2 separate regions of the Mus musculus genome follow, and region 1 is linked to region 2. Evidence: chromatin loops called from intact Hi-C (ENCODE). Cell type or tissue: gastrocnemius. All regions are shown on one strand. Each heading gives the region's core, and the rest is flanking DNA. Links, peaks and the distances in the headings are about the cores only.

Region 1 (4,395 bases), core at 68-4,067, 95 kb before region 2:
TTCCACTGGTCTAGACAGTTTGGCTGAATGTCCAGTTCAGGTTGATCCCCAGCCCGTGAGCCTGCCCTCTGCACAGCCTTCTGCTGCCCAGGTCTTGCCCTTTGCTCTAATTCTTGTCCACTGTCTTTCGAGTTCTGATCCAGCCTCTGTACCGGGCTTCTGCAGCGAAGCTTTCGTTACACATCTGCCTCCTGTTACTCCCAGTCACCCAGAGGATGGATGCTGAAGAGGCTGCCAGAAGCTGATAAGGAACCATAACAGATTTTGACTGAAAATGGGGAAGGAAAGGCTTAAAAAAAAAAGGGACAAAGTCAGTTGGTGGTCAAGGACAACAAGAGGCAGGGAGAAGGAAAGGGAAATAGTCTTGCATTCTAATTTCCAGTCTGCATGAATTTGTTTTCAAACCACTCATGTGGATAAATGCTCCCACCAAGTTCTCTCCATCATTGTGATGGGGACTCTTGATACAGCTTCTCCACATGTCGCTCTGTAAGACTGAGAATCCAGTGACACCTGGCCAAGAAAGAGCACCACAGTCCCGATTCCCCAGTGGATTTGGGTGTAAACCTTTGTAATGTGGGCAGGTAGGACTCCAGTGGATGGCACCTTAGGGGAACTTGCGTAAGCTTCATACACCATGGCACGGTTGCATTGATCCAAGGTCAGGGAGTGAGTAGCCCACCATGAGGAGCTGCGAATATTGACACTGCACAGAAAGCCATGCCACCTTTGAATCTGGTTCTGTTTTTCATCTAGTCAAAGGATGTACAAGAGAGCTTCTTTTCAGAGAAAGAAGGGAAGAAATGTCCCACCAAAAAGGCTCTTATTGAAGAAGCTGTAGGAATCTGTTTTCATCTTGTAGTAAAATTTCCCCTGGGGCGTCAGGGTTAGGAGCAAGACGAGATTCCGTCAGGCCCATGAGGGGCAGTCTCTGTTCATACAAGCTGTGGCCTCTGTTCCTACAGAGCCCTTCCATTGTCTGACCCCAGAAAGCCTGCTGGACAAACCAATGTGTGCTTTGTTTCTGGACTGACTTGCTTTCATTTTAAGAAGTTTACGTCATCCCGAGTCACTCGTGGTGAAGTTGATGTGCTTAGAGATATTTCCAAAGAGTGAGGAGGGCACTTTAGCACATGGTTGAAACTGACTGACAATGTGTACATTCCTGTGACCCTGTCATAGAGTCACAACTGGCGTCAGGGAATCCTCTAACAACTGCATGCATTGTGTTGAGTTGAGGATGTTGGTGTGCAAAGACACTGAGGGTTTCTAATAATCAAAGACTTCTTTTAGAGCCTCTTTTTCCTTTTTTTTTTTTAATTTTTAATTTTTTTTTAGGGGGCGATGGGTGGGGGTGGGACAGTGTCTATGTAACCCTGGCAGTCCTAGAACTTGCGATGTAGACCAGGCTGGCCTAGAGCTCACAGCGGCCACCTGCCTCTGCCTCCCCAGTGCTGTAATTAAAGGCATGGGCTACCACACCTACAACTTTTTTTTTCTTGATACAACTTTGCCATAATTCATAAAATAAATGTTCAGAAGTCCATCAACACACTTTATCTAGATGAAAACCAAGGCATTCTTCTTTGTGACTTTGATTTTATGTACACAAAGTAAGGCCAACTCAAGAATCAAGAATTTGTCAGGAATGAAAGGGCAGTGGCAACTCTCACCGCCAGCCTAAATGAAAAGTGCCTTGTCTTCTTTTTATTTTTTTCCCATTTTTTAAAAGATGTATTTATTTATTATATGTAAGTACACTGTAGCTGTCTTCAGACACTCCAGAAGAGGGCATCAGATTTCGGTACGGATGGTTGTGAGCCACCATGTGGTTGCAAGCCTTCCTTGATGTTGTCAACCTCTCTGTCATGTTTGTTTATTTGTTTGTTTTAAAGTGCACTGTAGCTATCTTTAGACACACCAGAAGAGGGCATCAGATCCCATTACAGATGGTTGTGAGCCACCATGTGGTTGCTGGGAATTGAACTCAGGACCTCTGGAAGAGCAGTCAGTGCTCTTAACCGCTGAGCCATCTCTCCCAGCTTCCCTCTGACCTGTTTTAACACAGACTTTTGCTTTTACCAGAACAGTTGTACCTGGTTGGGGGGAGGGGGGAGGGGGAATCACAAAGCAGGTAGAGATGAAGACAGAGGTAAGATTGAGCTGAAGTATTGCTGAGAGAGGCCTTAGGTTTCTTTGGATCACACTCATGAGGCAAATACAACAATGATGCGCATAAACCCTCAGCAAGAGTAGTGGCTGCTGCTGTGTTCCATGGAAAAGCTCTAGCAGCCTCAGGGTTTGCCTCTCTTTCTATTCCGGTTCGAGGATCAAGTGTCCGGTTTCAACAAATCACTTTGCCCTTTACCTCTGTATTTTTGTTATGAGCTCAACTTGATTTTTCTCTGACCACCAAGGTCCCAGTTGCACCACCAGATGTCAGCCTTGACCTTGCTGGTGCCTTCAGGAGGCTCTGAGGAAATTAGAGACACAGGAGTCTGCCTCCAGGAATGACTCAAAGGGAACTCTCATAGAGGAGAGCCAGAAACAGCATCGGCGGCAAAACCTCCGAGGCTACAGACTGCTACAAACTTGGAGCAAACGTGTGTGTGTGTGTGTGTGTGTGTGATATACTTTATTGAACAAACCTCTATCATGTGGCCACTGTAAGCTGGGGTTTAGCCATTTCCTTGATTCATTTCCTAAACTGAAGCTTTGTAAGGAGGCTAGAAAAAATAAATATGTTTTAAAGAGACTCTTAGGTCTCTCAATGTGTCAGTTAGGCTATTCAAACCATAGATCCCCAAGAAATAGAAATCACCCTAGGAATCTCATACTGGAAGGAGGAAACAGCTCCAGGGGAGCCAGACGTGAGAATTTGTCTCCCTCCCCAAAGATTTCCCATAGCTTACAGGACGACAGTGAAGCCCAGACTATTCTGGGTGGGCGGGGCTATGCATCCACTGTTACTGCTTAGATGTGCATGACAATGGCCAGCTGTCTAAACTCTAATCTCTTCTCATTCAGGATCCCAAAGAGTTGGGAGGGCGCTGAGTCTCTTTGTCTTTCTCCTGCAGTTGCCTAATTGAGGAAGGAGAAGGTAGCTGAACTGTCTGGTACTTCAAGGTTTCCTTGTTTGTTTGTTTGTTTGTTTGTTTCCCACCAGCTTGGTTTCAGACCCAGGACTTGGAACTAAGGAGTATATTTACATATCAAAGCAGACCTGGCCTCCAGGTTCACCCAGCCTCCCTTGGTCTTTAAGAGGCATCCCCTGCACACCAATCTTGAACTTTCCAGCCCAGGGGCAGGGCTGACTTTTCCCTAGCGGCTCTTCCCTATAAAATTCAGACTCCAGAGGGTGGGGAGGAGGAGCCAGGGATCAGAAACAGCAGCATTGTGGGTAGGTAGCGACCCACCCCTATAATCCCAGCTGTCAGGAGGCTGAGGCAGGAGGGATGAGTTTATAGACAGTGTAGGGTCAGTAAGACCCTGTCTCTAAAACATAAATTTAAAAATTTAAAACGTGTTTTGCTCTCCAGGAACAAGTCTTATTCTAGATTTTTCTTCCCCATTAAGTGCATACCATGACCTTGTGCTCTTGGCCCTTGCCCATAAACTGGGAATTTTATGAGTACTTATAATGGAATTGTTGTAAACCTTCCATAGAAAACATTTAGCAAAGCATATATTTAGACTGCAATAAATACTCTATGTTATTTCATGTGCAAGTGTGGGGCTTGAGGCCCTGTGCAAGCTGAACAAGTTTCCTAGCACTGAACTATACCCACTGCCCCAGCATTTACCTACTACTGCTCGGTTCTTCTTTTTTCTTTTCTTTTTCTTGTTTTTGTTTTGTGTTGTTTTGGTTTTGGTTTTAAGATGTATTTATTTTATATATGTGAGTAAGCTGTTGCAGTCTTCAGGTACACCAGAAGAGGGCGTCAGATCCCATTACCGATGGTTGTGAGCCACCATGTGGTTGCTGGGATTTGGACTCAGGACCTCTGGAAGAGCAGTCATTCTTTTCTTTTTATTGGCAGCGGCTGGCTATGTGTCCCAGGCTGCTCTCAAATTCCTGAGCCTCCTCCCTCAGCTTCCTGAGTGTTAGGTGGGTGTCACTAGGTTTGGTTTCTATTGGCTGATAGGTTATTTCTCCACTGGTGAAATGAGCCCATTCAAGCCAGATTAGATTATATACAGGCAGGTTTATTGAAAAGCTGCTCTAGGGTCCAAAGCCATCATGGGGAGAGAGAAGTGGGGAGCGGGGAGAGAAAGAAAGGGCATGCACTGGCTGCAGAGAGAGGAGAGGGAGGGAGAGGAAGAAAGGGAGGGAGGGAGGGAGAGAGAGATCTCTGTGGGAAGAGCAGCCCAGCACCTGGGATGGAACGTTCAGGG
Region 2 (4,395 bases), core at 269-4,268:
GCTTCTCCTATCATGCCATTAAGCAATGCGTGCAAAACCCTGACTGTACAGCATTGTGTGTTTCTTCTTCTTTTCCCATTATATATACAGAAATGGAATTGCTCAGCCATGTGGAAACTGTTCAGCTTTTTGAGAAAGTGCCAGACTGCTTTCCAAATTCTCCACATTATAACCAAAAAAGTCATTATCAGCTGTTCTCTTCCACTGTATGTGTTCTGTGCGTGTGACACTATATCACATCAAGGGTTTGGTCTGTATGACCCTGATGACTAATGACTTCGATCATTTTCATACATCTATGGTCCTTTGAGTATTTCCTGTGGAGGGAAAAATGGCTTACACGTCTTTTGCCTATTGTGTTGTTTTTCTGAGAAACAGACTCTTATAGTTCACAATGACCTCAAACTCATAATTCTCCTGTCTCTACCACCCAAATGTTGAGGCTTCAGGCCTGGGCCATCACACCTGGCTGGTTACAACCCTTTTTTATTGAGTTTAACTGATTTTTACATGGTCTGAAGGTAAGTGTCTCCTTAGACGTATAGTGTTGAAATGTTTTCTCCTGTTGGGATTTAACAGGTCCCATTTTCAGAGCACAAGTTTTCATTTCGATGTGGTTCCACACATCTCCTTTCCTCTTGTCTTTGCCCAAGCACATGCGTTTACCCCCCCCTCGTGTTCTCTTTTCTTATATTTAGTTCAATGACACAGTTTGACTTAATTATGTAAGGTGTGAGGTAAGATGCCAATTTCATTCTTGCATGTGGCTATCCAGCTGTCTCAGCACCAGAAGAACATTTTTTTCACCTATTGTATATCTTGGCATAGATGTCAAATACCAATCAACCATGACAGCTTTACTGTCTAGGCTGGAAAGTCAGAGACTATCAGAGGAGGCCACATTCATGCCATCTCCTTAGAGAACCATAAGCATGCGTAGATAGAAGGAGGAAATGCTTAGGGCTGTCTTTAGGGAATCACTGCACTTACTTTATTTTAGTCACTGAATGGCACTTTCTTTTTTCTTTTCTTTCTTTTTTTTTGGGGGGGGTTGCTTCTTCTCCTTCTCTTTCTTCTCTCCCTCTTCCTACCCCTCCTCCTCCTCCTCCTCCTCTTCTTCTTCAGATTTATTTATTTTATATATGTGAGAACACTGTTGCTATCTGAAGACACACCAGAATCAGATCCCATTTCAGAAGATGTGAGTCACCACGTGGTTGCTGGGAATTGAACTCAGGACCTCGGGAGGAGCAGTCTTTACCGCTAAGCCAGCTCTCCAGTCCACCAATGGTACTTTCAAATCTATAGTGCACCCACAGTTTTGTGTCCTCTCTGTATTACTTATCTCCATGGTACTTTTTTTTTAAGCATGAGCTAATTCCTCATGTGTACAGTGGTGACAGTAACGGTGTCTAGAGTCAGAGAGATGGCTCAGCTGATAACGGCGCTTACTCTGCAAACCTGATGACCCTTGAGACTCCCGTACTGTAGGAGTGAAAACTGACTCTCACAAACTGCCCTCTCATCTCCACATGGCACACGTTTGCACACATGTGCAACACACACACACGCACACACACACACACACACATGTAATAATTTAAAACATAATTGTACTTAGTTGTGGGAGTTTCTATTCAGTTTAAATGTGATAATACGGACAAACATCAGTCAGTGCCTGGTCAGACAGTGGCTGATGCCTATAATCCTAGCATTCAAAGAGAGACCGAGGCAGGAGGATCTGCTGAGAGTTTGAGGCTAGTTTGAGCTACAAATAAGTTTCAGGCTGGTGAGGGATCTGACATAAGATTCTATTTCAAGAATTATTCTGCCCCCTTCCCACCAACAAATTATTGGGCTTAGTACATCAGAAACTTGAATAAACTGAATCCTGTGTATGATGACGACTACCCTAAAGGTTTCATGTGGCTACTATAGAAGGGAAAAGTCAAACTCCATCTTGCATCAAAATTAAGATTCTTTATATATTTCTACTAACAAGGACATCAACTCCGTTTTAGTTGGTAATCCAGAGGGTGGCTGTTGGTCTCAACCATCTTCCCTTTTATAAGGCAAACTGACTTTTAGTAAAGCTGTCTCATATGTTGGCCCATCAATCAGCATGGCACAAAGCCACCGTCCATGGACACAGCTGTGCATGGCTGAGCCTTGCCTTCTGCCAACACTCAGCAGATTCTGTTCATGCTTCTGAGCTCGTTCCCAACTTTCCTGGTGTGCATCTCAGTCAGATTTCCCAGATTCACAGTAACCCAGAGGAAAGGCCACACAATAGAAGGAACTGCCCCATTCAGGTGCCCAAACAGGAATAGAAATGAGCTGATAGCAATCTCCTTACACACTGAAAAAAAAATTCAAATGGGCCAGGCAAGCCTTGTGTAATGTGGGAAAATATGGGAAATGTATCCAGGGTCCAAGGTTGGGACAGGCAAGGCATGTCAGTGCGTGTCTATTTCCAACGCTTTGGAGGGCGGAGGCAGGAGAATCAGGAATTCACGACTATTTCCTGCTACATAAGGAGTCTGAGGCCAAGTCAGGTATCGGGATGCTCACCTTTAATCTCAGCATTCTGGGAGGCAGAGGGAGGTGGATCCTTGTGAGTTTGAGACCAGCCTGGTCTACATATCACTATCTTCCAGGACAGCCAGGGCTACCTAGTGAAATCCAGTGAAATCCTGTCTGGGTAGGGAGAGAGAGAGAGACAGAGACAGAGACAGAGACAGAGAGACAGAGAGAGAGTGAGTGTGTGTGTGTGAGAGAGAGAGAGAGAGTGAGTGTGTGTGTGTGTGTGTGTGTGAGAGAGAGAGAGAGAGAGAGAGAGAGAGCTTAGTTTGAGGCTAGCTTAAGTTGTCTCACAAGCAAGCAAGCAAGCAAGCAAGCAAGCAAGCAAGCAAGCAAGCAAGCAAGCAAGTTAACAGGACTCTGGGGAAGGTCAAAATTACCATGAGGGTATGAGGCCGAAGATATGAGGGATTTAAGAAGAAAGCTTTTCAGAAACATATCAGGCTAGCCTGGGATACACAGCATGACCTCCCAGTGCTGGGGTAGAAAGAGCATGGGTGAGGCTAGCCAGGGCTAAGGAGCAAATTTAATATCAGCTTGTGCTATAAAGTATGATGTGGTCCCAAAGGGGGAAAAGTATTGAATGAAACAAAATAAAGTCATATGTTAATGTGACCATGACTGAAAATTTAAAACTACACTCAAATATTAATAGGGTTATTTCTGAGGGTGGGCTAGGAATGATTTCTTTTTATCCTGAGAGTTATCTATAACTCAAATTCTCCCTACTCCCCCGACCAAGCACTTAGCCTATACTTTTATAGAAACCAAAGAAAGTTGTTGTCAACGAAGAAGTCAAACTATGGCTAGGTTCCTGGCTAACCAGGTGTTCAGCTAGTGATCAAAACAACACAACACAACAACAAAAATACTTTATTTTGCTCTCCCATATAATAAACTAGTCTCCCAGGCATAACTTACACATGAGTGTTTTCAACAGTTTTGAATGCATGATCCAGACCGACTTGTGTTGAGTAGGAAGATAGCATTAATTAGAGATAAATGCTTATATGAGTATTGGACATTTTAAGTATTCTGATATTATAGCTATCTATATAGAGTTATAGATTTGTTGTTTCTAATTGGGGTGTGAAGTGGTAAGAGAACACCACTATTCCATTAACACATATGAGTATAAATACTGCCTTCTGGGAAAGGGAAGGGAATGGGGGAAGGCAAACAGCAAGGGACATTGACCAAACATGTCCTCTGATCCATTATCTCCTCCATGCTGTACCCTAAACAGAGCCTACTCATTCTGCCTTCAGACCTTGCTCCCCCTCTTCTTAACCATTTTCTTCCTTCCATCCTTTTCTGGAAATATCTAAACTCTTCCTGAGAAGTAGGGCTCCTAAAACCAAGCACGGTGAGCACATCTGTAATGTCAGCCTTCAAGAGCACATCTGTAATGTCAGCCTTCAAGAGCACATCTGTATTGTCAGCCTTCAAGAGCACATCTGTAATGTCAGCCTTCAAGAGCACATCTGTAATGTCAGCCTTCAAGAGCACATCTGAAATGTCAGCCTTCAAGATTGAAGCAAGATGGCTTCCATGAGTTTGAGACCAGCTGAGGGTAAACAGTGAGTTCCAGGCTACACAGTCTGGATTATGCATGGAAATTCTATCTTAAAAACAAACAAACAAACAAACAAACAAACAAACCCCTCAAGAGTGGCTGCCCCGATGATACAGGATACAAGCTGGTGAGAAGGAGGGCTGAGATCTAGGCTCAGGGGCTCATGCCCAGTGCTGTGTGAAGATGGGAGCTGTGCTGGCTAAAAGGAAAGAGCAGAGGAGTAGAGGGAGCAGGCCTCA

The links. A loop is a pair of places that touch in the nucleus more often than their neighbours do. Peaks named below come from ENCODE experiments on the same cell type or tissue, not always from the same donor. Only the 100,000 strongest peaks of a DNase experiment are listed, where the experiment ranks them.
Region 1: it touches region 2 in a loop (1.9-fold over the local background); 1 of 42 quality-filtered maps calls a loop at or near these places.

What each region holds. Positions count from the first base shown.
Region 1 is chr15:55,266,848-55,271,242 of GRCm38, reverse strand. No RefSeq gene overlaps it. Among named protein-coding and RNA genes, the nearest start is that of Gm26296, 6.4 kb to the right of the region's middle. In gastrocnemius, for the core only: CTCF peaks have their summits at 2,439 (motif pointing right) and 3,935 (motif pointing right); a DNase peak (open chromatin) is centred at 2,453.
Region 2 is chr15:55,172,446-55,176,840 of GRCm38, reverse strand. All of the region lies in intron 3 of Deptor (DEP domain containing MTOR-interacting protein), which reads right to left. Among named protein-coding and RNA genes, the nearest start is that of Gm9920, 61 kb to the right of the region's middle. In gastrocnemius, for the core only: no CTCF peak of the experiment used is centred there; a DNase peak (open chromatin) is centred at 2,138; H3K4me3 peaks cover 363 bases; H3K27ac peaks cover 1,371 bases.